Linked DNA regions of Homo sapiens: region 1 is linked to region 2. The links are chromatin contacts, found by Hi-C or POLR2A ChIA-PET in ENCODE. All regions are on one chromosome and are shown on one strand. The core of a region is the stretch at or near the end of the contact, and the rest is flanking DNA. Distances in the headings are between cores, read along the strand shown. Region 1 holds the start of LINC00431 (long intergenic non-protein coding RNA 431). Region 2 overlaps COL4A2 (collagen type IV alpha 2 chain).

The links. A loop is a pair of places that touch in the nucleus more often than their neighbours do. ChIA-PET counts read pairs that join two places held with the same protein, here RNA polymerase II (POLR2A). Pooled maps may share reads with other maps.
Region 1: a loop to region 2 is called in a map with no recorded cell type, with 21 times the contacts of the local background. The contact joins the promoter of LINC00431 here to the enhancer-like site in region 2. A Hi-C loop is called at or near these places in 4 of 37 single-sample maps with no recorded cell type and 3 of 50 pooled maps. POLR2A ChIA-PET finds 5 or more read pairs at or near these places in 1 of 52 experiments (BJ).

The regions. Positions count from the first base shown.
Region 1 is chr13:110,961,899-110,969,015 of GRCh38, forward strand. LINC00431 (long intergenic non-protein coding RNA 431) reads left to right here and starts at 4,129. Exons shown (of 2, transcript NR_126378.1): 1 at 4,129-4,221. All of the region lies in intron 1 of LOC105370364 (a long non-coding RNA gene), which reads right to left. RefSeq lists an enhancer at 3,081-4,280.
Region 2 is chr13:110,469,566-110,473,185 of GRCh38, forward strand. It overlaps COL4A2 (collagen type IV alpha 2 chain), which reads left to right. Exons shown (of 48, transcript NM_001846.4): 29 at 3,364-3,585. Among named protein-coding and RNA genes, the nearest start is that of COL4A2-AS2, 8.1 kb to the left of the region's middle. RefSeq lists a silencer at 166-371 and enhancers at 1,941-2,040, 2,111-2,350, 2,361-2,410, 2,531-2,670, 3,399-3,620. Within about 2 kb of position 2,371, at least 11 of the 41 ENCODE cell types and tissues checked have a DNase peak (open chromatin) inside an H3K27ac peak, as active enhancers do.

The DNA of each region.
Region 1 (7,117 bases), core at 2,879-5,378, 490 kb after region 2:
GTATGCTTAAATGCAGGTTTCTAATAACTTTGGAGATTGTAACATTAGAATAGAGGAAAAAAATTTTCAGCACTCATGGACAGCTAAAATGTTCATAAATATCAAACCAGAGTTATGCATGGACCAAACTAATAGAAGTCTAAAGTAGTCTTTTATCCCTTGTTTTGTTTTTCGGAGTCAAGGAAACTTTTCTTTTAAGCTATTTACAGCTTTTAACAATTAAGTCTACTCCTGTGAACAAAAGTTGAAGCATATTTGCCTCTCTCTACCTGATTTCTTCAGAATTTGGAAACTATTTGTAAGTATTCTTATGGCAATACAGTTATTTGCATAAGTGAAATAAAAATCTGCTTTCTTTTGCAACAGGACACAATTAAAGAAACTGGTTATTTTACCAAGGATTTCACTGGAGTGATGTGCTTTCCTTTAAGGAATCAAGCTTAATTTACAGAGCCAATGAAAACCCTTTGGGGGCTGGGCACAGTGGCTCATGCCTGTAGTCCCAGCATTTTGGGAGGCTGAGGTGGGCAAATCACATGAGGTCAAGAGTTCAAGACTAGCCTGGCCAACATGGTGAAACCCTGTCTCTACTAAAAATACAAAAATTAGTTGGGTGTGGTGGCATGTGACTGTAATCTCGGCTACTTGGGAGGCTGGGGCATGAGAATCACTTGAACCTGGGAGGTGGAGGCTTCAGTGAGCCAAGATTTTGCCACTGCACACCAGCCTGGGCAACCGAGCAAGACTCTTGTCTTAAAAGAAAAAAAATCCCCTTGGTAAAACTGGCCTCATACCTTGTCTACATAGTCCCTGTACAGGGTTCCTGACCTGTGTTAAGTAAAAAATGTCACTTTCTGACAGGCCCAGGAGCCCCAAGTTATCTTAAAACCTCAAAAGAAAAAAATTCACCCAACTCATATAGGTATTTGAGGATACAAACCCATGTCTGAACTCTGCTTTTAAAAAAACTGTCTTAACTGAGATTCCTTCTATGGAACAAAATTCCATCAAAGCCAATTTTAAAAGCCTGTGTGAATAATAATTATTCTTGCTGCACTTTATACAAATAATCAGGCCAAGTATAATAAAGCAAATCAGTCATACCACAATTTGTCTTTGGTAAAAATGGGAGATGGGAAAGAAAAAACATTATGTTTCAAGAACTATGGTGTACCTGTTATTAAATTCTAGTCTCATCAGTTGTTTTTAAGTTTTTTTCCTGCAATTTAGACTAACTTTTCTTATTCCTGTGAACCAACCAGTGATCTATGACTGCTGCTCAGAAGAAACAAGATGTATGGGTAATGTAAAAGTCTAAATCAATATTCTAATTTTGGGCATGTATTAAAATCAGCTAGCAATCCCATATCAGCTCAGTTTCAACAATTGCCCATTTCATAAAATGCCTTCTAATTTAGTTTACTTGGGATAATTTTACTTATTTTGCTTTACTGTTGTAAAACATATTGCCATTGTACTCTTTGTGTAAAAAGCAGAATAAGCTTACCAAATGTTCTCTTAAATTAAACACTTATTAATCTTCCAGATATCACCTTTTGCTGGAACTCAAAAGTTATGAATGGCCCTTGCCACACCAATGCTTTCTAATTAAACTCCTCTCTACCCTGAATGCAAGAAACTCAATAGTTAGGAATATCATTGCCCCTGTTCAGCCTAAAAAAATTACAAAAGATGGTCTTTGACCCTCTACAACTCTTAGGATTAAGGGTTCTCCTATAAAAGAGAGGGAGGGAAATGTCAGAGGTGTTTGAACCAGAGTAACTCCATCTTGAGTAAGGGCTTGGTAAAATAAGGCTGAGACCTGCTGGAGTGCATTCCCAGTAGATTAGAAATTCTAAGTCACGGGATGAGATAGGAGGTCAGCACAAGATCCAGGTTGTAAGGACATTACTGATAAAACAGGTTGTAGCAAAGAAGATGGCCAAAACCCACCAAAACCAAGATGGTGACGAGTGTGACCTCTGGTCATCCTTACTGCTACACTCCCACCAGCACCATGACAGTTCACGAATGCCATGGCAACATAAGAAAGTTACCACATATGGTCTAAAAAGGGGAGGTTTGAATAATCCACCCCTCCACCCCTTGTTTAGTATATAATCAAGAAATAACCATAAAAATGGGCAACCAGGAGCCCTTGGGGCTGCCCTGTCTATGGAATAGCCATTTGTTTATTCCTTTATTTTCCTAATAAACTTGCTTTCACTTTACTCTACGGATTTGCCTCAAATTCTTTCTTGCATGAGATCCAAGAACTCTCTTGTGGGGTCTGGATTAGGACGCCTTTCCGGTAAGACCTGGAAGCTTAGAAACATGTTCTGGGGAAATGGGAAACAGTTTGCAATGCTATGGCTGCATCATGAAGACCTGGCTTCATGGCTCTGTTTTAGGAGGGGCAGGACTCAGAGAGACGGGCCACCCCCTTTCTCCTCCTTCGTAAGCAAAGTGATTTCAGGGTGGCCCCATTTGCAGATAAGAGGTGGAGTCATGTGGGTGAAATGCTGATGTCTGGAATGTGGGTTATTCACAGGACCTGTGGCCTCCTGACCTGTAGCCTCAGCTGCCTGGCTGATAGCAGCTGACCCTGCTGAGTGACTCCGACAGTGAATGGTGATTCTGAGCACTTCTTTCTCCTTGTTAGCCCCCAAACAATGGTTCCTTCCTTCTGCCATTCACAGTTTTTCTTTATTGGAGGTGTGGTGTCTCAGTGTCCTGGGGCATTGCTTAGGCTCAAGGTCAAGGTCAAGGTCAGTCTCTTCCTCCAGCCCCGAGGTTGGGCTCAGCAGGGCCATGCACCTTCCCTTTCCTAGTGCACAGAGCTTTCCAGTGGTGTCTTCTAGGATCTGAAGTTCCAACACTAAACCAGTGACAAAGCTGATTTCCAAATGGCTTTAATGACAGACAATCTACACACCAATCAACTAGTCTGAGCACATGAAGGCTCAGAACAATGAGGACAAATATGCAAAAAGGTCTGAGATGTGATGACAATTGCTTCCCAGTATGCTGACCTTCAGTAAATGAAACAAAGTATGGTTCTCTTTGGATGAGACATTAATGATCATTAAGAATGGGTACGGCTGCATCGTGCAAGTGCTTTGTTAAAAATATTCTTTTCATTTTGTGTCTGTCCCGTAATTATAATGGAAGTATTGTGCAAGTCAGCCAGTAAGCATGTGCAGTAAAATATTTGGGTTTTATAACATCAGTGTGGTTTTTGAAGTTCATTGTCAAGTGGAGTGGCTTTGCCATATCCTTCATGTGTCACCTCTGACTTCAGCCTCACGGTTTAAGATGAACCATGATGTTCATCTTAATGATGAATGCTGTGTAATCATGATGTTAAATATGAGTTATAAATTTCTCTTCAAAGAATTAATATGACAGTATGTTCAATTCTTTGCCTTCTACTTTTAAACTTAACTTCCTTGTAAAGCAACCTTTTCTGATTATCTACTCCACCCTGACTCATTCTCCACCTTGACTCATTCTGATTACCTACTCCATCCTGACTCATTCTCCACCCTGACTCATTCTGATTACTTACTCCACCCTGACTCATTTTCCACCCTGACTCATTCCGATTACCTGCTCCACCCTGACTCATTCTCCACCTTGACTCATTTCATAACCGTTTTTCCCTCCAAACAACTCACCCTGTCACTCTCTTTAAATTACTCAATCAGAATTAGTTTAGCCTGTACGGTCTAACCCTAGCCAATAGGGGAATGACAAAGCAGTAGGGACCATGTGCATAAGGAAAAATAACCCCTTTCCCTCCTTTGTCCAGGTGTGCACTCACCAGTCCTCCATCTGTAAGGGCATACCCTTCTATAGAAGTACCTTGCCCTGCTGAGAATTAAAAAGAAAATTTTATATTCGAGTGCTATTTCTTTTGTGGCACCGAAACTTTACTTATAACAATTTGGGGGCTCATCCGGGATTACATTCCCCTCCGGGGGTGGTCTCTGGTTCTCTCTTGTGAGGAGGTGCACCCCACCCCACTGTGGCGGCCTCAGGGGTGAGAAATCAAGACCCACCCAGTGTGAAGAATAACCTGAGCTCTCAGCTACATGGAAAGAAACTGGCTAGCAACCTAGCTTAAAGCATCCTCCATAAGGGCCACACAAGTGTGTGCATGGACCGAGGAAAAGACACCATGGGAGCCGGTAAAGTATTTCCTTGGTGGTTGGGAGCAAGGTAAGAAAGCCGTGGCAGGGGGTGGTGAAGTACTCCTTGGTCAGGGTGGCTTAGAGGTTAAAAAGAGGTGAGACATCCCCATTGGCAGGGACTGAACCTCACACAAACCTCCAGTAATAGAAAAGGCAAGTATGTTCCAGTGGTGGAAATTGAACCTCACCCCGAAAGGCAAGAAATTTCCAGTGGGGGGAATTGAGCCTCACCCCAAAAGGTGAGAAATTTCCAGTAAGGGAAATTGAACCTTGAACTCTACCCCAAAACCATCAAGATGGGAAATACCCCAAGCAAGACAGGGAGCAAGAAGGATAAAGATGGTAACAAAGATATCCCCCCAGATAGCCCCCTAGGTCTCATGCTAAAATACTGGAAAGATAATGAAAGGATAATGAAAGGATTAAACATAGGAAAAAGCAACAAATGATAAAATATTGCTGTTTTATTTGGACTCAGGGACCCATCCTCAGACCCTCAATCTTCTGGCCAAGGTTTGGATCAAATGAGGGTGTAATGTGTCAGCTTCTAATCTGATACATTAATGATAAAAGTCCAGTGTCCCAAGAAGAACTAGGCTATGCCCTTTGTTGGAGGGAAGGACCTGCCCTTCTTTTTCCCTTAAAAACAGATAGGGAAGAACCCAATCTAGCACATCAAAATTAAAAGTCAGAGGAGCCAGCTCTCATGCCTAAAGACTCCAGTGCATGGGATCCCCTAGACTATCTTCCCCCATTCAGTGTCCTCAGTCTTTCCCCTCAGACAGCCATTGCCGCCTCAGATCCCTTTCCAAATTTCCCCTCTACTCACGTTGTCCCTCCTCCTTATAACCCTGACTCTTGGGAATTACTGTCCCACCAGCCTGTTCCCTCCCAACCTAAATATCCCTCTCCAAAAGGACTCTAGTGTGAGGTAGAACAATGTAAAAAAGATATTCAGAATTTCCCATTTCTCTCTGTACCTAAGAGGTCAGCCCTGACCCTCTTCCCTTTGAAAGAGGTACCACGAGGTGGGGAGGGCCATTGGCTTTGTAAATGCTCCCTTAACCAGTTCAGAAGTCTGGAATTTTAAAAAGGAGCTTAAACCACTACTAGATGACCCTTATGGAGTGGCAGACCAAACTGACCAATTCTTAGGACCTCAGTTATACACTTGGGTGGAGTTAATGTCCATCTTGGGCATCCTCTTTTCAGGGGAAGAAAGGAGTATGATTCACAGGGCTGCTATGGTAGTTTAGGAATGTGAGCACCCTCCTGGTGAAAACTTTCCTACCGCAGACCAGAAATTCCCTGCCCCTCGAGACCCCCAGTGGGACAATAACGATGCAGGTCACTGGGAAAATATGCAGGAACTAAGGGAGATGATAATAAAAGGAATTTGGGAATCAGTACCCTGAACCCAAAATCTTTCTAAAGCATTTGTTATACAACAGGAAAAGGATGAAGGGCCTATGAGATTCCTAGACAGACTGAGGGAGCAAATGAGGCAATATGCAGGCCTCAATTTGGATGATCCCTTTGGGCAAGGAATGTTGAAATTCCAGTTTGTCACTAAAAGTTGGCCAGACACTTCAAAAAAGTTGCAAAAGATAGACAATTGGGAAGACCGTCTGCTAAGTGAGCTCCTCAGGGAAGCTCAGAAAGTATATGTGAAAAGGGATGAAGAAAAACAGAAACAAAAGACAAAACTTATGTTTTCCACCTTCCAACAGATGGCTCCAAACCCAGGTACTTCTAGACAGAGTTTCCAGGGAGCCAGAAACTATAAAGGGTCTAAACCCTATTTTAAAGGACCCAGCCTCCATCTGGAGGACCAAGGTCCAAGTTTACCAGGCCCCCTAAAGAGTATGGGGGAGCAAAGTTAAAGAATCCCAGAACTAAGAGGAAGGAAGGACAAGATAAGTGCTATAGATGTGGAAGAACAGGCCACTTCAAGAGAGGATGTCCTGAACTAAGAAAGGAGAAAGAAGCCCTTCCACTCATGACTTTCAAGGAAGAATAAGGGAGTCAGGGGCTCTGTCTCTTTTATCTTGAGTCCCACCAGGAGCCCCTGATAAATTTGGAGGTGGGACCTAAACATGAGCTTATCACTTTTTTAGTTGATTCAGGGGCTGCTCACTCCTCTGTTTGTTTCCCCTCGTCTAATGTTGTCTCCTCCTCAGAGGAACTTTTAGTCTCCAGGGTAAAAGGGGAAGGGTTTAGAGCAAACATTTTAGAAAGCACAGAAGTTAGATACGAGGATCACTCAGCTCATATTCAGTTCTTGTTAATCCTTGAAGCAGGAACTAATTTACTGGGGAGGGATTTAATGTTAAAGTTGGGCATAGGTCTACAAGTCAGCCCAAGAGGATTCCTCACTTCATGAAACCTACCCACCAATGCGGATGAAAAATATATTAATCCTAATGTCTGCCCAAAGAAGGAAACTGAGGGAAACTCCAAGTCCCTCTGATCCACATCATGCTAAAAACCCCGGGAGAAGTAGTAAGAAGGAAGCAATACCCTATTCCCCTAGAAGGTAGGATAGGGTTGAAACCTATAATCAAAGGCCTTATTAAGGACAGGTTTCTCAAGCCCCGTATGTCTCCATATAACACCCCAATACTGCCAGTCAAGAACAGACGGGTCATACCGGCTAGTACAGGACCTTAGAGCTATCAACCAAATAGTCCAGACTACCCACCCCATTGTCCCCAGTCCTTACACCATTCTTAGCAAGATTCCATATAATCATCAATGGTTTACTGTAATAGATTTGAAGGATGCTTTTTGGGCATGTCCCCTGGCTGAAGACAGCTGATATATTTTGAATGGGAGGATCCCCACTCAGGGCGGAAACAACAATATCAATGGATGGTCTTGCCTCAAGGGTTCACAGATTCCCCTAATCTTTTTGGCCAAATTTT
Region 2 (3,620 bases), core at 1,121-3,620:
TGGCTGTCCTCCGCAACACCTGTCTCCCAGGTATGTCCTCAGTGTTAATAATGATTAATATTAAACATTCTAAGGGCAACACAAAGTTATCCTCTCCTGAAAGAACCCTTAAAGGCATAAATAGCCCTCTCACAATGTGGCTGCAAGAGCTTAAGGCATTAATCTGTATGTGGAGGAAAATGAGGTTTCCCTTAACCAGCTCTGGTGAGGAGTACCCACTTGCGTGTCAGCATGCTCTGGAATGCAGCCAGGCGTCTGCAGACATAGGTGTCTTGCAGTTGTGCCACAGGCGATGTGCATGAGTGTGATGGCACTGCCTTGATTGCAGGGGCATACACGTCTTTTTTTTTTTTTTTTTTTTTTTAATGAAATGGAATCTCGCTCTGTCACCCAGGCTGGAGTGCAGTGGCACAATCTCAGCTCACTGCAACCTCCGCCTTCTGGGTTCAAGCGACTCTCCTGCCTCAGCCTCCTGAGTAGCTGGGATTACAGGCATGTGCCACCACACCTGGCTGATTTTTGTATTTTCAGTAGAGACGGGGATTTCACCATGTTGGCCAGGCTGGTCTCAAACTCCTGACATTAGGTGATCTGCCCGCCTCAGCCTGCCAAAGTGCTGGGATGACAGGCGTGAGCCACTGTGCCAGGCCGCACACATCTTCAATAGTGTTTGTCTAATGAAACCATGGAAGCCATTGTGGACAACTTTCCACCCGAGATGAAACATCCTTCCACAGGGTCCTGGGCAGGTTCCTGCAGCCTCTGCTGGAGTCCCACTTGTCACCTAGAACCTGTGGCACATTGGAACCCTCTTGTTGCTAGAAAGTTCCTCCCTGGAATACAGCCTGCCTCCCAGGGAGTTCTCACCGGGCTGTTCCTGAGCCACACAGTTGACTTCCTCATAACCACACACCCTGAGAGAGGCGGCCACATCTCCCACAGACGTCTCATGAACAGGCAGAACTGACCCCGGGAACACATACTTTCTTTTAATGACATCGTTCCATGCCCTTGGAATTCTGAGCAACCTTCTAGGACCCCCACTTATCAGGATTCTTTTCCAACTGGGCTCTAGAAACTGAATAAAGCGCTCCCCATGTCTGGAATATCACACAGAACATCGGGACTGTTGCGCCCTTAGGTTGAACATCTTGCAAATGTTCCCAGTGAAGACTAATTGAACCCTGCCCCTCCCCTGACCTCCACTCAGATAGCTGATTTAAGCCTCAATGCAGAAGTGTCTGTCCGTCCCTGATAGATGGTATCTTTCGGAATTTTGTGTTGCAGCCCGTAGGGATTGTTCCAAACCCTGACCCTGTTTCCTTTCATATGATGCGTTTCTCCATGTTTTGCAAAATTGGGAAGCAGGCTTCCTGTGTCTGTATCAAGGCCCTGGTAAAAACAACTCTGCATTCGAATGAAGCAAAGGAAGTCTCCATGCCTCTGCCCCAGGGGTTGGTCTCTGTGGTTTTGTTGCCCTGCTGGAAGTGTCTAAATATTTAGAAGTGTAACATTGCCACTCTCATGATTTCATATATACTAAGTTTAAGCATTCATGATTTTGAGAGAAGGATAATAATTCCTGAACAGCTTCTTGCTGTGAGTATGAAAGTTCTCTGGTAATTGTGATTGGAGTGCCCAGCCATGTGTGCGTGAACGCCACACGGGGCTCCCCTGTAGGGGGGAATGGATGGGATGCACCCATTATCAGGTGATTTGGACAGTTGCCCACGTGAGTTGGGAGCCTGTTCCACCATCAAATGTGAGCCCTTACGTCATGAACAGGGAGGCTGGGGCAGGCTGGGGGTGGGTGGTGATTGAGGAACTGATCAGTTTCTGAAACGCATGTCACTTTTTATGGTGCTGAAATATACTGCCCTTCTGTCGCCACATGCAGAAGAGGATAAAATGCCCAATTCAAGGATTGCAAAAATCAGAGAGTCTATTCCAGATCTAAGACCCACACATGCAAACCCAAGTGCATGGCTCCCTGGGTACAGTTTGTAACATTGCCAGTGAAAGTCATGTCTCTTCATTGTGAGTAAATCACACCGTTAAAACTCTGAGTACGGTCTAGCTGATTAACGTCAGGTTAATCCAGATCCTTTATTCTGTATTCCAGTTACTCCCAGCTCCCAGGCAGTGATGGCTTTACCGGCCCAGGAGGTCCCCGGGCCCTGCTCATTGGATCTTTTTGGTGGGATACACCCCACAGAACACAGAAAACATTCCCTTTTCCGTATCCATACATAGGAGTGCCGAGCCTGCCGTGTACTTGATCTTGTCCCACAGAATCACCTGCCAGTCTCATCGTTGCAGGCTTCTCTCCTGCATGCACAGCGGGGGTGGTGGTGACCTCAGAAGCCTTTCCTTCTGAGCACTGCGTGACTGTCAGCTGTGGGAGTTCATTCTGAGGCCATGTCAGGGCTGACTGCACCGAAAAAGGAAGTGACCTGATGAGATCATTTTATCCAGTGGCACCCACAAAAGACACAGGACAGCTGCCTTCCCTCCATCCGCAGATGGGACTTGATGATTTTCTTTTTTCTTTTTATTTTTTTCTCTTTTGAGATGGAATCTCACTCTGTCGCCCAGGCTGGAGTGCAGTGGTGCGATCTTGGCTCACTGCAAGCTCCGCCTCCCGGGTTCACGCCATTCTCCCGCCTCAGCCTCCTGAGTAGCTGGGACTACAGGCATCCGCCACCACACCTGGCTAATTTTTTGTATTTTTAGTAGAGACGAGGTTTCACCGTGTTAGCCAGGATGGTCTCGATCTCCTGACCTCGTGATTCACCCGCCTCGGCCTCCCAAAGTGCTGGGATTGGGACTTGATGATTTTCATGGTCAATACAACAGAGGGGTGTCGTTCCTCTTTGAAGCGTTTCCCAACCGACAGTGACGGGTTTCTACCAGGGAGATGTTACGGCAGGCAGCGTTTTGGCTCTGACGGCCCTGTTCGTTCCTGCCTCCCTGGGATTTTCCATCCCGAAGTGCTGTTCCTCACTCAGCACAACCTAGAAGGTCCCACAAAAAGCTATTCTTTGGGGCTTATTTGCAAAGCAGGGGAACCCATGAATTATGCAAATCGAGGTCCAAGGAGGCGTTGTTGGCTTGTCCACCTTCACTCAGTTTTAGGGCTGGGGGGCCGAATGGCGGGGCAAGCAGAAGAAACATAACCAACAGAACGACATGGCGAAGGTTGTAGGTTCCAAAAAGGGCGACAGGGACAAGGGCTCGAGCTGAGGAATGCCTTCTGAGGACCCCATAGCCAAATTTTTGCTGTTTCCAGCCTCTTTTTGACTCTTCTCTTAGAACGTCACCATGCTAACTTGTGGTTTGGGGCCCACCCATGTTTCCTTTTAGGGTTCATAGGACCCCGAGGATCCAAAGGTGCAGTGGGCCTCCCTGGCCCAGATGGATCCCCAGGTCCCATCGGCCTGCCAGGGCCAGATGGGCCCCCTGGGGAAAGGGGCCTCCCTGGAGAAGTCCTGGGAGCTCAGCCCGGGCCACGGGGAGATGCTGGTGTGCCTGGACAGCCTGGGCTTAAAGGCCTTCCCGGAGACAGAGGCCCCCCTGGATTCAGAGGTGAGTGCCCCATCGGGGAGCCGGGGGCCCCATCC